Regions from separate parts of the Homo sapiens genome. Here region 2 is linked to region 1. The links are chromatin loops, found by intact Hi-C in ENCODE. Cell type or tissue: MCF 10A. All regions are shown on one strand. Each heading gives the region's core, and the rest is flanking DNA. Links, peaks and the distances in the headings are about the cores only. Region 1 has its middle 79 kb from the start of ZPLD1. Region 2 overlaps ZPLD1 (zona pellucida like domain containing 1).

Region 1 (10,263 bases), core at 744-8,743:
ATTGTATGAAAAATCTTCAGTCTGCCAAATCTGATAGTTGTGTCGTGGTAGAAAGCCTGTAGCATGGCTCCTGAATGTGTTCCTATCCTTGTGGAGACCCCTTCCACAATGTACCAGGTTTGATATGGGTGACTGATAACATATGACAGAGGTGAGGGTAAGTCATTTCCAAGATTAAGGTATAATAAAAAATAATGGTCTCTGCATTATGGTCTTTCCTGTCTAAAGTCTTGTGTAGTTTAAGAATACGAAATGGAAGTTTCAGAAAATACGTTTTTCTCAGTCTGTAGGAACAGGTCTACAGTGTAATTGTGTTCTACACAGGGAGATACATAGGCCTTTGTTAATAAATTAGATTTGGATTAGATTAGTTTAGGTTTAACAGAGACGATCTTTTCATTTGAGTGGAAACAATTGACATTAATGAGATAAAATATTTAAGTTCAGCATTTATATTCTGTATTGGCTACTCTCATGCACACTCTGTCTCTCATATCTCATTTTGGGAGAAACCAGTTGACATGTTATGAATACTCAGGCAGCCTTAGAGTGACCCAAGGGAAAAGAAATACAGACCTCTGTCCAATCGTCAGTGAAGAAGCGGGACCTGCCAACAACCACATGAATAAAAGCACACCCTCCCCTGATTAGACATTCAGAGGAGACTGAATCCCTGCTGACTTCTTGACTACAACAACCTCCTGGAAGACCTTGAGCCAGACCAAGTTTAGCTACTCTTAAATTACTAACCGACAAAAATTATAAAATAATAAATATCTACTGCTTTAAACTTTGAGATAGTTTGTTGTATAACAATAAATAACCAATAAATATGATCTTTCCTAAATGTACAAGATATGAGTTCATGGGTTAGTGAATCATTCCTGCTTTTAAATTGAACATCTCAATTTTCTTGTTTTACTAAAATACTAGTCAATGACTAAGAACCAAAGATTTATAAAAATATGGTACACCTAATTCTTATAATAACTTATACTCAGTAAATCGTGTACTTACTCAAAAAAATTACCCCCGAATGAAAACTTATGGTATATGTCTATTAGATCAATGCAAAAGTAATTGTGGTTTTTGTCATTTAAAACTAATGGCGAAAACCGCAATTATTTTTGCACCAACCTAATATCTAGTTACCAAACTAAAACAATACAAAACTATAACTTAATAAAATTTAACTGCCTCTCCAATATGAAAGGTCAATTTTGTATTATTGAAATGACTAATGAAAAAGCAAATGAAAATTAGAGTGAATTTAAATTAATAATCATAACCTTCATTTTGACCTTCAAAATATATAATAGAGTTCCAATTCATTATAATTGAGACTGTGACTTCGTTTACAAAAAAACAAACTGCAGAAGTAATTGGACTGCTTTTTAAATTAAGGCAACAAAATATGAAGTTTTAGAATAGCTGAGATTATTGCTCTGCCACTTGAAGATGACCAGTCTTTACCCCCTTGAATCTTTAGATTTAAAATTATACCACTTATTAGAGGTATTAATTTAGTCTAAACTCATTTCTTCATTGAGAAAACAGATGTTGGTGGCTGTCACAGGAAGTATTTGATGTACCTGGAAGCATAAAGTGATCTTTCCTTCTCCAGCTAAACAGAAAGTAAAGAGGATGTAGATTCTTGCCTGAGAGTATTTACCAGGGCTTCCCCCTAGAGCTTGGTAGCTAAAGCCATAAACACTTGACTGGGTAATGGGATCAATTCTTATTTCTGGGAGTCTGAAAGGGGATTATGGAAAGCCACTAAGATGATAAGTTTCATGTTACTCCTTTTTTGGTTCCAGACCAGTGATTCTCGAATTTGGCATGCATTGAATCATATGGCAACCTGTGAAAACATAGATTGCTGGTGCCTATACCTAGAGGTTTGTGTATAGTAATTGCAAGATGTGGCCCAGGAATTAGTTACCCAGTGATGATGCTGTTTCTGCTGTCCAGGGACCACATTTTGAGAACAACTGGTCTAGAACGTATGATTTCTGTTTGTCTTTGGGAGAGCTGTGCTTGTGTTGGTGGTCAGTCTTCATCGAGGAAGTGGAGCCTGCCAACAACCACATGAGTTAGCGTAAAAGCACACCCTCCCTGATCAGACATCCCGAGGGACTGAATCCCTGGCTGACTTCTTGATTACAAGGTCTTCTTGGAAAACCTTGAGCCAGACCAAATTAAGCTATTCTTAAGTTAAGATACTCTTAAATTCCTAACTCATAGAAATTATGCAATAGTAAATATCTATTTATTTAGCAGTGAAGAGGAGGAAGCTAAACTACATTTCTTAGACACTTTGGTAGTTAGATGAGTTCTGGTCAATAGAATCCGCATATGGTCTTAAATGCCACTTGCAGGTCCCCCTGCCCTAAAACATCTCAGGTAATCTTCCATATTGTCACCCTGTCACTCTTTGGGCAGCTGAATGAAAAGGATTACGTGGAGGGAAGGCTTTGAGAAAAGCCTTTGCATGCTTGTTTCTTCTAATTATTCTTCTCTTAAGAAGACTATGGGACATAATCTTCCCATAATGAACTATGTGTTATATGACTACCAAAGTCATGAATTTGGCTTGGGCAATAGCATGCCTCAGCATGTAGAAGTGGGTATATAAAAATAGGCACAAGTATGTCCTGAAAAACACATGTGAGTGGCATGAACCAGTAGATCAGATGCTCCACACCTTACTCTTGCTACACGTCTGCCTATCTCTTTACCCATACCTATAGCCTTATGGGACATTCCCTATGACTAATTGACAGAGGAAGAAGGACTATTTAGCCTTATTTATAGATACTACTGCATCATATGGTGATGCAAGTAAAAGGTCAGCTGCTCTAGCACTAATGTGCCCTGAATACTGTGGGCAGAGCTCTGAATACTTTGTTTACTTGCCTGAAAAGAGAGGTAGCAAAGGTATGTATCTAAAGTAATCACAGGGCAGCAAGCTAACAGTTTGTTTAGAAGGAACTTAGAAATCACAAGCTTGATGGATTGCTGAAAAGCAATCTAGGGAAGACTTCTGTGGATAGGACTCTTGCAATGGGGACATAGAGAATATTTAAATCACAATATTCAAATACTCAATACTCAAAGGGAAGCCATTTGAGTAAGGTTTTTGATAATGAAGTAGACAAGATGACCTATTCCATGGATGTCAGTCAGCCATTCCTGTGCTTGCTTTAATGGGCTAATGAACACAGTGGCTATGGCTTCAGGGATGGAGGTGGATATGTATGGACTCAAAATTAGGGGCTTACTTTACCAAGACTGAACTGTCTGTCATCACCACTGAGTAACTAATCTACCAATAACAGTGTCTACTTTTGAGCCCCTGATAATACACCACTGTCTGGGGGACCAGCCAACCACCTGGTGGTGCATTGATCACATTGGATCTCTTCCATCATGGAGGGGGCAGCAATTTGTCTTCATAGGAAAAGGCACTCACTCTGCCTTTCTTGCCTTCAATGCTTCTTCTAATACTATCATCTATGATTAATTGAATGCCTCAAGGTATCACACAGAATCTTGCTTTTGACCAAGAAAGATATTGTACAATAAAATAGCAGAGGTAATGGGCTTAAATCCATGTGGGAGTCAGGAGAAGGAGATGCTGGTTTTATATGATATTCCTTCACTGCAAAACACAGATGGCCTGACAGAACAGTGGAATGGCCTATTAGATTCATAGTTACAAAGCTGCCCTGGATTACAACACTTAGGAATTTGAGGAGCTGTCATATGCAATGCAATATAAGCTGTGAACCAGTGACTAATATGATGTTATTTCTTCAATACAAAGAATGCTTGAGTCCAGGATCCAAGGGATTGAAATAGAGTGGATTTATTCACTCTTACCCAAAATAGTCCTCTCACAAAATTTATACTTTCTCCTTCTGCATGTTTTGGTTCTCTGGTTAAAAAACTATTATTTCTTAAAAAGAGAATAATCACACTGGGAGACTAAGCAGGGCTCCATTTAACTGGCAGTTGAGATTGCTACATGGTTACTTCAGCCTTCTCAGGCCATTGAATCAACAAGCAAATAAGAAAGTTGCTTTCCTGACTGTGATGACTCATCCTGGTTATCAGAGGGAAACAGGGTTTCTACTACAAAGTAAGAAAGAGTATGTAGAACTCAGGAGATTTTTAAAGGTATCTCTTGGTACTTCCATGACCAGTGGTAAAAGTTAATGGATGATAATAGCAATTGAAGTCAAGGCCACACATGGCTCAGACCATGCAGGAATCAAAACATGTGGCAGAGATAAGCACATGGAATGAGTTGTGGAAAAAATAAATGACCAGTTACAGAAATGAGGATGGTGATAACTGCATATTTTTTTCTTTGTTTATTATATACTAAAGAATGTGTTAATCATTTCTCCTACCCCATTTTTTTTGCTATTTTATGTAAGTTATGTGACTGGTGGCTAGCCCTTTGTCTAGTAGGGCTGCCATAGCAAAATAGCACAGACTGGTGGCTCAAACAACAGAAGATTTTATCTCACAGTTCTGAAGTCTAAGAGTTCAAAAGCAAGGTGCCATCAGGCTTGGATTTTCCCGAGGCCTCTCTCCTTGGCTTGCAGATGGGTATCTTCTCACTTCATCCTCACATGTGCTTTTCTCTGTGTGCATGCACCCCTGGTGTCTCTTCCTCTTCCTCTAAGGACATCAGTCCTATTGGATTAGGGCCCCACTCCTCTAACCTCATTTAACCCTAATTACTTCCTTAAAGGCCATATCTCCAAATTCAGTCACACTGGGGATAGGGTTTCAACACATCAATTTTGGGAGGACATAATTCAGTCCTTAATATCTTATAATTCAGTATGTACAATATTAAATAACAAAGGATACTTTGAGAATAGACATGAACATCAACAGAGTTGGATACAGTGAATTATGGGACTCGAGAGGCAAATGTCTTCTCCTTTAGGTGAAAGGATGAACCTGCTTTTATTTGTGTAAGGAATACATTCACCAAGTTAGGTGAAAGCATACTATTGTTTTTTAATTTTGTTGTTTCAAAACTTAGATATTGGTAAACAGGTATGTATGGATGGTGAGTATCCAAAGGTTAGGACTGAATGATACTGAGGATCATCCCAGTCTGTCTAAGCTATCTCTACAACTACTTTTCTAGGCTCTTCTCAGCAGGCCTCTGATTAAATTCTGCCAATAAGAGACATTTGTGTAATTCTTGGAAAGTGGAAGAAAAGAAGAAGCTATTATTCTTTAGTGGTGACTATGGACAGGTGTGTGGTTATCATCAGAGGTAGATATGATATAAATTTTGTCTCATTCTAGGCCACTTCTTGAGAATCGGCTACTTTAATGGTGTGGGCTGCTGAGATCCTTCACGGGGGCTTTCCTGTGATCCATGCATTCTGACTCCTGAAAGCTAGCAGTGGCCTTTCTTATCTTTACTCTCCAGCCATTCTGATGGTAATCTTCTTATTCATCTCAATGGCTTTCCTTTTCATGACCTACCCTGATTGATACAATTGAGAGCATATATAGTTATGCATGCAGCTGATGAGGAGATTGTAAAAAGAGTGGCCCATGAGGGCTCTATCTTATATAGATTTATGGTATAAAACTTTGAATGTTATGAGTCATCACTGATTGACCCTTTGAAGGCCCTCAGGATATTGTTCCAGAATTAATGACTCTTAAGGGAGAGACTTTCTTGCTGGAGGCACATAGGTGATTTTTGTTGAGAAGAATCCTTGGGGTAGTTAGTAGTATTTTCCTAAAGGCAAATGGGGGTAAAAGAAGGTGGGTTTTTATAAAATAGAGAAATCTGATGTCTGGGAAGCCAAAAAGAGGTGGCATTAAAGCAAACTTGTTTTGTGTTTCTCTCTTGATTATTGAAAATGTTTTATTTGTGACATAATTTAACTTTTCACATTCTATGTGCTATTTCCCTTGAATTACCCAAACTTTTCAGTAAAGTCTATTTGATGGTGTTGCCGAGAACCGTGGGACAAAGTGAGAAAGTAAAGTGTCATTTACTGTCTCTTACTATCATCGCATTCCGTTTGTAAAGTGTCATTTACTGTCTCTTACTATCATCGCATTCCGTTTGTAAAGTGTCATTTACTGTCTCTTACTATCATCGCATTCCGTTTGTAAAGTGTCATTTACTGTCTCTTACTATCATCGCATTCCGTTTGAGGGGAGTGTGCACCTAACTCCAGGTGGGGATCAGTGGGAAACAGTGGCCTGTGGAAGAGTGAGAAACAGCACAGAGAAGGGCGTGATGTTAATGAGATCATTTGGTAAGGGAGTGAGACTGACTTTCTGCTTTCTAAAAAGAAACCACAGGGAGCTGATCTTTGAGAGCATGGGGTTGGATACTTGGGCATATGAGTAAAATAAAAGAAATGGATTAGCTGCCTTCTAAATCCACTTTCACTTTTAAGACCCTACAGTTTTATAACCCCTGAGCAGAACCCTCCATACTTCTGATCTATTTCAGTGCCATTACTTAAGGCATCACGGTAGCTGGATGTATTTCTTTTGAAACTTGGTCCTTGAATACCGTGTCTTGATTTTCCGTCTCTTGAATCTAACAATCGGCTAGTGGAAATGGGAATCTCAGATGTAAAAATAAAAGATATATTTTATGGGTCAGGTTTTACAATGAATGAGGATCTTGAGTATAAAAATTTGAAGTAAATTACATGGTTAATCATGGCTGTAGTGTCTTGTTATTTGAATTGTCTTTCTTTAGTAACTGGTCTCTTAAGCAGCTTCTCTTCTAATAGATCCTCATGAGGTTAATTAGATCACTCATTTAACAGTCATATTTGGCTTACTCAATCTTTGCTTGCTTGTCCTCAGACTCATTTAGTAGTTCAAAGTCAAACTTGCTCTCTTGTTACCTAAATTCTGACTTCATGGTTTCTAAAAGTTTTCCAAGAGTAAAACTTGGAAATCACGTTTTACTTAAACCATGTTTAAACCAGTTTACTTTAACCAAGTAAAACCCCTTTTTGAGACTAATATGATCCACCTGGACAAAAAAAGCTATCTGCTTCCCTCTTATATGCCTTTTCTAGCTGATTAGCCTCTGAACAATAGACATACTCTTTTTTTTTGGTGGTTTCTGCATGACCTGCTCCAATCAGTCCCCTTACCTTTTGAGCTCTTTTTTCTCTAAGAGCTTTTCTAGTTCTCTTAATTCTTAATCTCAGTGTTTGTGTAGCTGAGCTTCCCCCTCACTTGTTTTATGTCATGTGACATAATCCAGGGAGTTTCAGTACAGCCCAATCTAGTAATGAAAATAACTGCTTCTACAATTAAATTGGTATTATGATTATGTGTCAGGGACCAAAGGTGAATTACATGATAGAGGCTTTACAATGAAATTGCATAATGTTATAGCTGCAAGGGACAAGAAGGGTCCAATCTAGTGTGATTCTCTCATTTTACAGATGAAAATTATGAGACCTTCACAATTGTTTAGTGCCCTATTAGTAACTAATGGGAAAACATCCTGATTTTGGCTCACTGCAAACTCTCTAATATCATACTGCTACTTTGATATTGTTTTTATGATATAAATATAGAGTTGGTAACTTTCAAATCTCAAACTATAATTTCCCTTTCCCTGAGCAACTGTTGTTAAGATTGTGTGTCAACAGACAAAAATGAAAGATTTTGTTGTTGTTGTTTGTAATTTTAGGTAGGCAAGTTAATTTCTGCCCTTAGTTTGATGCAGATTTTATTTTCTTCCCTGAGAATTTTCCTAGAATGTTCTAAAGGATTATATTATAATGACTTAAGGCAGGGATATTTTCTGAAAACGGCCCATTATTCTGTTACTCTCCTTTCAGGCAAGTTTCAATTTTACCAATTTAAATTACATGGAGGATAGTTATTGGAACTTCATATTTGGATTAGCTTTGTTTTTTGATACCTGAAGCAGCAACCTTACTAATGAATGGAGCTTGTCCGGCAATATATTGGCAACTACATATCAAGGTTGGTTAAACTTAGTTGTGAGGGCTTTCAATAATGGGCTACTCTAGGGCTATGCACAAAAGCCATATCTGAACATGTAAAGTGGAAAATTGAAACAATTTATGCATCTTGATAATTCAAATAAATGTTCTAACATTTACCTCAATTACTTTGAATCTGCAAGAAAATGCGTTCCTATGTTTGAATTAGTCTGAAAATGGCCTCAGAGTTTTATTCCAATTTACATGTCCAGATATAGCTTTTGGGAAATGATAATAGTGATGGCTTCCATTATGTTCCAGGCACTATTAGGTGATTTTAATATATTATTTCTACCCTCATACCAACTCCACAAGCTAGGCATTGTTATTCATTCCCATTTTACCCATGAGGAAACTAATCTCATAGAGGTTACAGGATTTATGAACAGCTTGAAATAGTAAATTTCTTTGAAGAAAATTGGCAAAGTGATGAAAAAAGCAATACATGTTGTTAAGTCTTGGCGAATAAATAAATGCTGCAACATTATTTATTGGTTTGAACAGACAAGAAGTTAAAGCCCAAAGACTTTGCACCTCCAGTAGTCTTCACTCCTCTTGCTTGGCCATAGTGTGATGGTGATTTTGGATTTTGCCTTCCTTTCTTTGTGACTTTAGATCATTATTTCCATGCTTTCTTTTTCTTTTTTTTTAAAAGTTTAATTTTATTTTCCAAATCTTTAAGTGAAGAAGTCGAAACCAAAAGATTAAAAAAAGTGTACCCTCTATAAAATAACGTATGTCAAAATACCAAGTTACATTCTTTTTCTAAGGTAATAATTTGCCTTAGAAAATTCCAAGCTATACTGGAATGCATTAACTTGCTACAATTTTGACAGAGGCAGTCTGTGTGCACAAATCCCTCGAATACTGATGGGACTGTGATTCTATCCTGAAAAAAGAAGAGTCTGAATACAAATTTTAGAGGGCTAGAAAGTGTTTAATGTCTCATTGTTTGTATCAAGATTCTAAATCACATTCAAGTCAATGACTCTGATCTTCATATCAATGCACAAATGGAACAGAAGATAAAAGCCAGGAAAGCTGTTCTCTGAGTAGAACACTGATTTTGTTCTCATGTTACCAGCAAGAGACCATTTGGGATATGTAAGCCCCAGGTTGAGTGCTTCGCATTTGTTAGAGCTCCTCAATGTTTGAAATGGGTTTTCCCTTTAGGGAGCCCATCCATTTGGACAAGTGCTACATCAGATCAAAAGACATGGGAAGAGGTATTTTGTGCACAGATTGAATTTTTTTTTGGCAACATAACATAGCCTTTTAGCACAACATTGTCTATTCTCTACTGATTGTTCTTTTCTTTCTTTTTTTTTAAAAAAATAGTTGGAGTCTGTTTTCCAATAGTGTCAGGCTTTTTTTCATGTGGCAAATTGGCTAGCAGCCACCTGGAGATCATTTGAAATGAAAGCTGGTGTTAAGGGATTTGGTTTTTCAGCTCCAGTTGCTATTATTTTCTAGATTATTAAATGTTAATCAAATTGCTCACTGTATTAAAATTATTATTCTAATTTTTGTGTTATTTACTATTTGGGAAACACAATATAAACCTTTAAAACTTTTAGTTACTATGATATTCTTTTTAAAATGTCATAGAAATACTAAAATAATTATGTCTGTAGTTTTTAGTCTCTTTAGGTTCAGTGGAAGTCAGTATCATCAGCATCTTAAGTGTATCATCACTTTAAAATTTTTTCACGGGAGGTAGTCTGAACCCAAATCGCTACTTTAATTATAAAGAAAGGTTAACCCAGCAATAGGAAGTAGTGACCACATTTTATTTCCAAAAGCTGATGCTGATCCATTTAAGGTGAACATTGTTTGCAAGAGCTTTGAACACACAAATTCCTGGCCATGCTGTGCAGTGAACAAATCCCAAGTGGTTGGAGACTGCACCAGGAAGAATGCCATTGTGGGGGAGCATTAAGAAATGAAGAAAGGGAGGGAAAAAGTGTTGTTCTGCTTTCCTCTATCATGCATTTAGGATAATTCCTGGCATGACTGATTCGGTTTTCCCCTGCTGTCATTAGCAATCGTTGCCAATCATGGTTAATCATCTACTTCCAAAATGAAAAGAGATTTGGCTGAGATGCAGTTGGAACTACTTCTGCTGCATCCCTGGGGATGTTACTGGAAATTTAACAAATTCCTGTTTCCAAACTACTGTCTTCTGATACGACATAATGGAAAATTGGAGCAATTATTCAGATAATAT
Region 2 (10,263 bases), core at 1,053-9,052, 110 kb after region 1:
TTTTAAGATTTTATAATGAACATTAAAACTTTTCTGCCAAACAGCAATGTCTTCAGAATTACTAAGTTTAGGGAAACAATTGGCCTCTGTTAAATGATGTGACTGCTTAAATTTGGAGGGTTTTTTTGGTTTGTTTTTTGCACTCTATTTTTTCTGGTTTTCTTCATTATCAAATTATACCTGCTACTTCTTAATTTCTAATCCGATGCTTTAATCTACTGTGGATTTGAGAATGATACAAATAAGCTCTCTAGAACTGGTCCAAAATAAGGGTAGAAAAGTAAAAATGAAGTCCTGAGATACCCTTCTATAAGTGACCTCTAAAGAATTTGTGCAGGAACCATATGGCATGTATTTTAGCAGCTTGGAGTCTGTGTTTGTCTCAAAAGCTGAATCTTGCCCTATAAAAAATGTAATGAGTAAATGTCTCATTTTGGTTTTCTGTGTATTATTATTTAAAGCTTGCATCTTGAAGATATTGATACATTCTAGAAATTTGGTTCTCCTGTAGTTTCTTCTATTCTCCCTAGAAGAAAATTTCTATTCTTCTGTGACTTTAAAATGGTCTTACTTTGGTTTTCAATTAAACTTTAACAATTTCAATTTGCCAGGTAAGTGATTTTTGGTAAATAAAATATTATCAGAAGTATAAGAACTACAGTGCCTACAGTAAAGGGCTTAAATTTAAACAGATATAATTTAAATAAACTCAATATTAGTCTCTAATATAATCAAATAAATGGAACATTAATTTAAGTAAACTAAATATTGACCATTGAATATTAACCAAACTGAATATTAACTAGTGACCACTGAATATAATTTAGATACAGTGAACATTAGCCACCATATATGGTAAACTATGGAAACAAAAAGATTCACACATGGAATCAATTTGTTACATGGATATGGCTTAATAACAGTTCTGCCAAGAAACCAGAGGGTCACGTAAATCCTTTTTGGATTGATTCTGTAGGTTTATGTTGATTTACTTTCTTTTTTCTCTCTCTAATATTGTTGTTTTAAGTAGTAAGTGTGCTGTTGTTGGGGAGGTAATAATAGATTTTTTATTGTTTCATCATTAGGATTCAACCTACAACCAGCAGTTAATTATCCCCAGTATAGGATTACCTTTGAAAACCAAAGTATTTGCAGCTGTCCAAGCCACTAATTTGGATGGCAGGTAATTTCAAACTCTTGTCTTTTTTAGGTTAAAACTCTTTGACTGCCTAAATCCTCATGAGTCATAAAGTTGGGCCATTCATTTTTAAATTCAGTTTGAAAATATTATCATTGCCACACCATTTAGGCATGCTACTAAAAAGAAATAACAGATTACAAAGTTTAAGAGGTTACACTCATGTTCTGTCATTAATTGGAGAATAACAAGTCTTCCCATAAAGAAGGGGGGTGGTTCTTGGAACGGGGCATGGGAAGATCTGGGATGCCGAAATGTTGTATCTCTTCATCAGAAAGATGATTAACCAAATGTAGTCATTCTGTGAACACTTGATTTGCTTGCTTTTCCATATGTATGTTACTCTTCAATATGAATTTATTAAAGAATGAAAGGACTCTGCATAAGAGTGTGTCAAAATTACATAAAATGATCTCCAGAAACATCTCTATAAAAAAACTATTAAATTTCAGATGATACTTAAGAAAATTCAGAGCAATCAAACTAAAATGGAGCTCAAAAGCTGAAGCTCTAACCGTGCCCTATAAAAAAATGTAATGTGAAAATGGCCTGTTTTGGGTTGCTTATGTATTACTATTTAAACTTTGCATCCTGAAGAGATTGGTATACTCTATAAATTTAGTTCTTCTTTACCTTCTCCCTTCCTGTCCTGAAGAATATTTCTATTCTTGTATGAGTCTTTAAAATTGTCCTTTAATAATGCAGGAGTTTTTTCCATTTCATTGGCATTCGCTTCCCATGGATTAGTATTTTTTTTATAACATCGGAGTTGGAATGGACTAATGTATAAATGTGAGCAAAATCTAACCTTGTGGAGGAAGGCTGTGGATATGTATGTGCCTCATGGCTTTCTTCACCCTAACACAGTGTCTATTGTGGACTCCACAATCGCCAAACCACTGATTCTGATATACAATTTATGCTCTAAACTCCTTTGTTGTATTTGGTATTATAACATTCTCTGATTCTGTTAGAGACAGTAATATCTAGAAACAAAAAGCTATTGTTTATAGTGAACATATAAGCATCTATGTAGCTCATTTTAAAGTTTACTTCTCAGACTTTGACCATTCAGTTGTCTTGTACACAATTATTTTATGGCATTAGACTTGACTCCCCTTAATGTGAAATTGACAATTTGGTGCAGATTTTTAAACACTTTGAGTTCAGGAGAAAGTTCTTACTTTTTAAAAACTTGTATGGGTACATAGTAGGTGTATATATTTATGGGGTACTTGAGATGTTTTGATACAGGCATGCATGTGAAATAAGCAGGATGGAATAAGAGAAAGTTTTAATGAACAATAAACTTCCGCAAATAACAAGTAATAAACAATTATATTCCATGAGATAAGAAGTTTGTCAGGCAAGCGCGGTGGCTCACGCCTGTAATCCCAGCACTTTGGGAGGCCGAGGAGGGTGGATCACGAGGTCAAGAGATTGAGACCATCCTGGTTAACCCGGTGAAACCCCGTCTCTATTAAAAATACAAAAAAAAAAAAAAAAAATAGCCGGGCTTGGTGGCGGGCGCCTGTAGTCCCAGCTACTCGGGAGGCTGAGGCAGGAGAATGTCGTGAACCCAGGAGGCGGAGCTTGCAGTGAGCCGAGGTGGTGCCACTGCACTCCAGTCTGGGCAACGGAACAAGACTCCGTCTCAAAAAAAGAAAAGAAAGAAAGAAGGAAAAAGAAGTTTCTCAATATTTACTTCCCTTGTATTAGTAACTAATATCCAAAAGGAAATTCTGACTCTAGATTATGTTTGCTTACATTCTTTCAGATGGAATGTTTTAATGGATTATTGCTATACTACCCCATCAGGAAACCCAAATGATGACATTCGATATGATCTTTTCCTTAGGTAAGACTTAGCTGTCTAAGTATTATATTGATACCAATGACCCAGTTGTAGATAATTGAAATGGAATATCTAAGTCAGATAAATTATAAAGCACTATTATAGCTTTTGAATTTCAAGTTTTACATTTTGAACTTTGAGTCCTTATAAAGCTGAAAGTATAAAATTTGAGAGCAGTTATCAACACAAAATGCTGATAAGGCTATTGTTGAATCAGAGTTCTAAGTAAGTTATGTCCACCAAAGATGTTTTATTCATGTTTAGGAATATGGGAATATTTCACTGTCTTAGGAAACGCATAGTTAGGATATTATTCGCAGGAAAAGAAATGCAATAGAGGTTACTATTTATCTGCAACTAGACTGTCTCATATGTCAAAAGGAGAGTAAAATTAAAGTAATGGTCTGGATAATTTAGACCCCAAAATACTTTTGTTCATTTATCAGTATTTAGTATAAAACTATAATATAACCTACCACTCCTTTTCTTATTAGAGCCAATAACTTCATCCTCCTTCCCCAATAGACAGTGATATAGAGTGAATGTAATATATATCTGGGAAAAAAGGACATTGATCATAAAACCATTCAATCATCTCAGTTCCTTTTCAGCATTTTTTATCTGACAGCTGAACAGACTTGAGAGTCAAGCAATGTCTTCTAATCATGCTTATAAATTGCAATTGGCTCAGCTCACTGCAGCTAATTGACACATGATGGAAGTAATATAATGGGAAACCAAAAGAATACACTTTATTGGCTAATCAAGGGCAAGATGATGTTCAGAGGGTATGGTCAAACTGTTATTCTTACATATCCTATTTCTGGAAATGTTAATTTGAGCAACATTTTTGGGAAAAATTGTCAGTATGTATCAAAATACTTAAAAATTTCATATTCTTTGATTCTAGCTTTACAAATTGGGAAATATAGTTTAAAATATTTATGACATTCTGGTCTATCAGTGATATTTAAAATAGTAAAACATGGGAACAAATTATACATTCAGCAATAAGGAAATAGCTAGGTGAATTATGGACAACCAGTAAGTTGAGAGTCCATACAGGCACTACAATCATATAAAGTTATGTATTAGATAGAAAAAAATGGTTGGCTTTCTCCTACCTTCTCCCTTTCTGTCCTATTGGTATTTCTATCTTTGAAAATAATTGATTCTTTAACATTTAAAGGTATTAAAATATCAAGGAAAAGGAACCTAATATATAATTGTGTATATAATGAACTTCATTTATATAACAGAAAAGACTGTAAAGAGAAACAGCAAAAGGCTCACAGTGGTTTTTTATGCTTGGTAGGGTTATGGATTTTTTTTGACATTTCTCTTATTTTCCCAAACTTCTATAATCCTCATATATTGATAATCTGGAATATGATCATCAGACTTCTAGTGTGAATATAGAAGCAGCTTAGTTCTGAATCTTTTCAGTTTTCTTATTGGAAACCATTCAGAGTGAAATGCATAACTAAAGAAAAAAAATTTCCCAAATGTCCTTTTTTGTGAATCTAGGAGGAAAAGAAAACCTAGAAATTCTAAAGTAAATGCTAGTGTTGGTGAAAACAGTTAAGATCAAGAGAAAATGTTGTAAAAAGCAGTGTAGAAGAGGTGGTAAGGAAGGCAAGGAAGAAAAGTGGGTGCTGAGGGGGTCTTAAGGGAGTCAGCTCCCAGAAGCAGCTGGAGAAATACACACCTAGAAGGAAAGGGCACTACTTTGAATGGAAACTGCTATCCCCAGGGCTGGGGAATCTGAAGAAAAAACAGTAGAGAATGCTCAGAGCCTCAGAAGTGGCAGATCTCATAAAGTACCAGGAAAAGTATACCTTCTAAAGGTAAAGGAATCGCCTGGGAAGGCAGGGGCTCTGTCCTTGGTGGCAAGGCTGGTGAATAAACCTCAGGAACCCAGGGCTGATGGTAGAACCCTGTGAATATCTTTTAAGTTCAGTCAGCTGCACAGTTCTGCTATATTCAAAGAAAGTTGTTATTGAAAAACAGAGGAGGGAGCCCTTGAGTTGGGGAAACCCTTAAGGAAGGTATTTACCATTCCACATTGCCTTAGGGGTCCTAAAAATTTTAGGTTTAGGGAAATCCAACTCTTTCAAACTTGAATGATAAACAGATGCAGGTATTTCTTGCAGTGTTCCAATATTCTACAGGAAAAATATCGAAAATGGCAGAAAAGAAAATTTAAAGGTGAATTAAACTCACCAGAAAAATGCTGCCATGGAATATATAATATATACATTCCCACATTAATTTTTAAAAAGCAAAAAGCATCATGGTTATGAAGATAGAATTATGAGAACTTAGGTAAGTAAGGATAGGACAGTAAAAGCCATGGCTATGGAAATGTGTAAAGGAAACTGGGATAAGTGAAAATAAACAGAAATACAAAAAAATGTGTGAGAGGAAGGGACATGTAATTAGAAGGCATTCAAAGGAGTGCAGATCACAGCAGAAACAGTGTGGGACATGAAAGATAAGTATAAGAAATACAAATAAAAATAAACAAATATGAAGGAAAATAAAAAGAGGATTAAGTAAGAAAGATAGAAATAAAAAGGTGAGAAAGGGAATTCGATATATGTATAATATGCATAATTAGAATTGTCCCCCCAAAAGCCAAAATAATAGAACACATTGTTTAAAAATATAATCCAGGAACACTTTCCTAAATTAAAAAAAAATCTTACATTGATATAATGAAATGATGCCCTGGATGAAATTGAAGATTTCATTAAGTGGAAACCAGGGGAAATATAAAAAGACATAGAAATAAAATTTAAAAATTAGAATTTTACCTCTTACAAAACTTACTTCTGGTGGCCAACAAGTAAGTAAGGAAGTAAGGATACAGAAAATCTAAACGACATACGCAATAAGCTATATACAGAGAGACAGCAATTTATAACGATATCAAAAACCAGAAAGTCCTCACCACTTGGAAGTTGTAAAACCCATAAATAAGACTTGTATCAAAAATGAAAATATGAACCAATGTTTTGGAAGAAGTTAAGAAAAAGTTGGTTCCTTGAAAAAATACATTAATAGAGAATCACAAGCTAATCACGTCAAGAAAAAAAGGGATAAATGACAAATACAAAAAGATAAGCCGGGAATCAACATGGAAATGAGCAGAGTATGGTTCTATCAGATATCACAATCAATAAAATGTCACAATTATTAAAGGAATGTGATATTATGCAAAGCTAGACACATAGACAAAAGTCACAGAACAGTAAACTGAGAAATAGATCCCCAAACATATGGGAATTTAGTGTAAGATAGAGTGTGGTACCACAAATCAGTGGGATAAGTAGATTTTTTAAAACAGTGTTGGACATGGATAACAGTAAGATAAAAAATAGTATTGGACCTATACTTCACTCAATATACCATAATAAAACCTAAATAGATTATTAATTTAAAGGTAAAAACTACAACTTTAAAACTGGTAGAATAAAACAAGAGAAATACCTTTAAAACTTTGGAGTAAGGAAACTGGCTTCAGTGTAAATACTAGAAGCCACAAAATAACATATTGAAAATTTAACTACGTAAGAATAAAACTGTACACACACACACACACACACACACACACACACACACACACGGAATGTCCAAAGCCAAATAACAAAGGGAAACAATTTGCAACTTATATAACAACCAGTAACCACTTTTCTTAATACATAAAAGAACTCATAAGAATCAGAAAGAAAATGGCCAAGAACACAACAGAATTGATCAAAAGACACAAACCATTTTCAGATAAAGAAATGCAAATGACTATAAGGTATGTGAAGATACACAAACTCATTAATTATAAGAAAATACAAGTTAAAATTATAGGGTGATAGTTCATTTTTACTCTCAAATAGGGAATAATAAAAAATTTGATCCATACATTTCGCTGATGTAGCTCTGGAGAAGTAAGCATTGTTTTCATATATTGCTTGTGAAGTCCAAAATTGAATAATATTTATATAGGGCAAAGTGACAATATCTATTAAATGATTATATGGATGTATTCTGTAGTTAATCCTGTACATGTTCAACATGATATATTGTAAGATTATTCATTATTAGTTTTTAAAAAGCAAAAGATTCAAAAACAATGCATGTACATAAATAGGAAACTGATTAAATAAACTCTGAAACATGTCCATGATGAAATACTATACAGCTGTGGAAAAAAATGAGGAAGCTCTCTAAATATTGATACGGAAAGATCTCTAACACTGCTAAATCTTTAAAAGGCGAGGTACCACATAGTGTAGACAATATGCTATCATTTGTTTAAGGAGGGAGGACAATAAGAATACATTGCTTCTGTTTCTATTTTCATATACCCTGGGAATGATGTGAAAATAAATGAAAATAAATGAGAATGAAAATAAGTGAGATCACCTCTGGCAGGTTTCTATGTATTTTAAATTATTTGGATTTTTGAACTACATGAAAGTATAATTCTTCTAACTATTAATGCAATCAGAAACTGATCTGTTTAAATTTTGTGATCCAGGTTTTATTGTCATATCTGTTGAATTAGCTTATGCTATGATTAAATATCTGTAACGTGGCATGGTTCTGTTAGCTCTTAATGTAATGGCGGAGTCTTAATACGGTAGAAATTAATTTACAAGTCCCAGTAGGTTGGTACTTTCCAGTGATGTCCTGTTTTCACGTTCCCTAAAATTTAGCTGTGACAAGGACCCTCAGACCACCGTCATTGAGAATGGCCGAAGCCAGCGGGGCCGGTTTTCTTTTGAAGTGTTCCGATTTGTGAAACACAAGAATCAGAAAATGTCCACTGTCTTCTTGCACTGCGTTACCAAGCTCTGCAGAGCAGATGACTGCCCCTTCCTTATGCCGGTATGTTTTTAAGGAACTTCATTTTAAGTTGTTGAATTGATCTAAGCTGAAAGGTTATCAAATGTCAGAAACTAAGTTCTGCATAGAAAGTGGATATGTGTTAGATCAAATAGTTTGAAGTAGGATTTATTCATTTGTCTAGTAAAGATCTGCTAAATATCCTACTTTGTGCCAAGCATTATACCGAGGATACAGAGATGAGGTGTGCACAAATTCTGAATTTAATTAGATTATTCTTTAGGATCATTAGCTAGTCACAGAAGAAATCAAGACAAAAATCTTATGGTGCAAAGGCAGACAAATATATGGGTTGTAGTAACAGGCAGTATTCACCATTGTGAGAGAGATGAAGCAGGAGAGGTTGAGAGGATTGTTAGAGATGAACTCCAGCTGTTACTTCGAAGAGGACTGAACCCCAGAGAACCAAAATCAAGAGTGTGAGAGACATTGCTGGCCAAACGATGGTCAAAGACAGAGACACATAAATTAGTGTGATCAGAGAGCTTCTAGTTCTTCAGTAGGGTTGTAGAGCAGAGTAGAGATGATTGGAAAACCCAGGGAGTGGACTGGGCTGGTGCTGGAAAGGTAGATTGTGGCCAGATGGTCGGGAAATCACTGAGCTTAAAAGTTAAAAGCAATGAAAGGTGTGCATCTGTATTGCATACAGCCACCATTAAAATAAAGATCCATTTAAAGTAGTGAATAAAAAAAATTCTATTCTGACCGGCTCTCTAGGGCCACATCATTATTAACCTGAGAAAAATGCATGCCCTTTTTTAATTTGAAATACCATTAATATGTTTATATTTATGTTCAATTTATGCATAAATGGGAAGCTATTTCTTCATACTCATTGATCCCTTTGGACTAATAAGCTATGACAGATGGGGGTAAATGGAGAGTCCACATTACCTTGAGTCCATGCTGACCAACATTTCCGGGAAGGATTTATTAAAGGCTTGAGAGAAATAAAAGTAGAAAAGTTTGATAAACACAGCACTTTTTCAAGAGAGCCATTGAGCTATGTAAATTAATGAGGCAGTGCACAATTACAGCGGGAGGAAATAAGAAATGTGGCCCAAGCCAGGGTAAGAAACACTGTAGCAGTTACATGCAAAGTAATTAAATAAATGCACGGAAGGAAATGAATAAAATTAAACATGTGGTATCTCTTCCAAAAGAATCTGCTTTCCAAATGGCCATAAAGAAACAATTCTGCGCCGGTGTGGAATTTCATTTGTTTTCATTAACACCTCAGATTTGCAGCCACAGAGAAAGGAGAGATGCTGGGAGGAGGACGACTTGGAGCCCCCAGAGCTCTTCTGGCAGCGCGGTGCTCTCTGCTGGTCCCATCATTACTCGGAGTGGTAAGTGTGCTCCTCCTTCTGTATGTAGTAATAGACGGTTCCAAAATGCCTCGTTACTTGGCTTCTAACGAGAACTCAAAGTGGTTCCTAAACAGCACTAATTAATTGTGAGACAAGATAAACTACTAAGCAACTTTAATTTCACAGTAGTTTCCCTGTTTACTCAACTTTCACACAAAGGGCAATATTGTCTTTACTACGTTTCCTGTTTTCACACACACATACACACACACACACACACACACGCACACACGAGTAGGCCATGCTGGACCTGTTTTATTTATTTATTTATTTGAGACGGAGTGTCTCTCTGTTGTCCAGGCTGGGGTGCAGTGGTGTGATCTCGGCTCACTGCAACCTCCGCCTCCCGGGTTCAAGAGATTCTCCTGCCTCAGCCTCCAGGGTAGCTGAGATTACAGGCGCCTGCCACCATACCTGGCTAATTTTTGTATTTTTAGTAGAGATGGGGTTTCACCATGTTGCTCAGGCTGGTCTCGAACTCCTGACCTCATAATCCACCCACCTTGGCCTCCCAAAGTGCTGGGATTACAGGCGTGATCCCAGCTCATGCTGGACGTGTGTATCCGCTTGGATACCCTGTGGATCCGCTTCACCGTCCTCTGCCCTGCTGTCGCCCATGACTACTAATTTGAGTGCGCTGCAGCCTCTAGCTCCCTTGCCCTCTAGTTTCTGGTTGGGCTTGACCAATAGGTGGTGCTGTAAGCAGATGGGAGGGCACAGAAATTGTGGCGTCCACAGGGCTCCTCCCAGACAATTCTCTCCCTAGAACTACTCTGAAAACCCTCTCCTTATCCCTTAACTCTACTCTCTCTTGTGAATTCTCCACGTCTTTATAAATAGCCTATTAAACACTCCGTACATGGCCCAGTTTGAGTACCATTTGTTTCCTTTCAGAATTCTGCATATTACATACTCTCATCTACTGCATTCATTTG

The links. Peaks named below come from ENCODE experiments on the same cell type or tissue, not always from the same donor. Only the 100,000 strongest peaks of a DNase experiment are listed, where the experiment ranks them.
Region 2: it touches region 1 in a loop (2.0-fold over the local background); 1 of 110 quality-filtered maps calls a loop at or near these places.

Annotation. Positions count from the first base shown.
Region 1 is chr3:102,351,259-102,361,521 of GRCh38, forward strand. No RefSeq gene overlaps it. Among named protein-coding and RNA genes, the nearest start is that of ZPLD1, 79 kb to the right of the region's middle. In MCF 10A, for the core only: no CTCF peak of the experiment used is centred there; DNase peaks (open chromatin) are centred at 3,753 and 4,063.
Region 2 is chr3:102,461,196-102,471,458 of GRCh38, forward strand. It overlaps ZPLD1 (zona pellucida like domain containing 1), which reads left to right. Exons shown (of 12, transcript NM_001329788.2): 7 at 1,086-1,183; 8 at 2,976-3,056; 9 at 7,769-7,940; 10 at 9,199-9,307. Among named protein-coding and RNA genes, the nearest start is that of ZPLD1, 31 kb to the left of the region's middle. In MCF 10A, for the core only: a CTCF peak has its summit at 5,111; no DNase peak of the experiment used is centred there.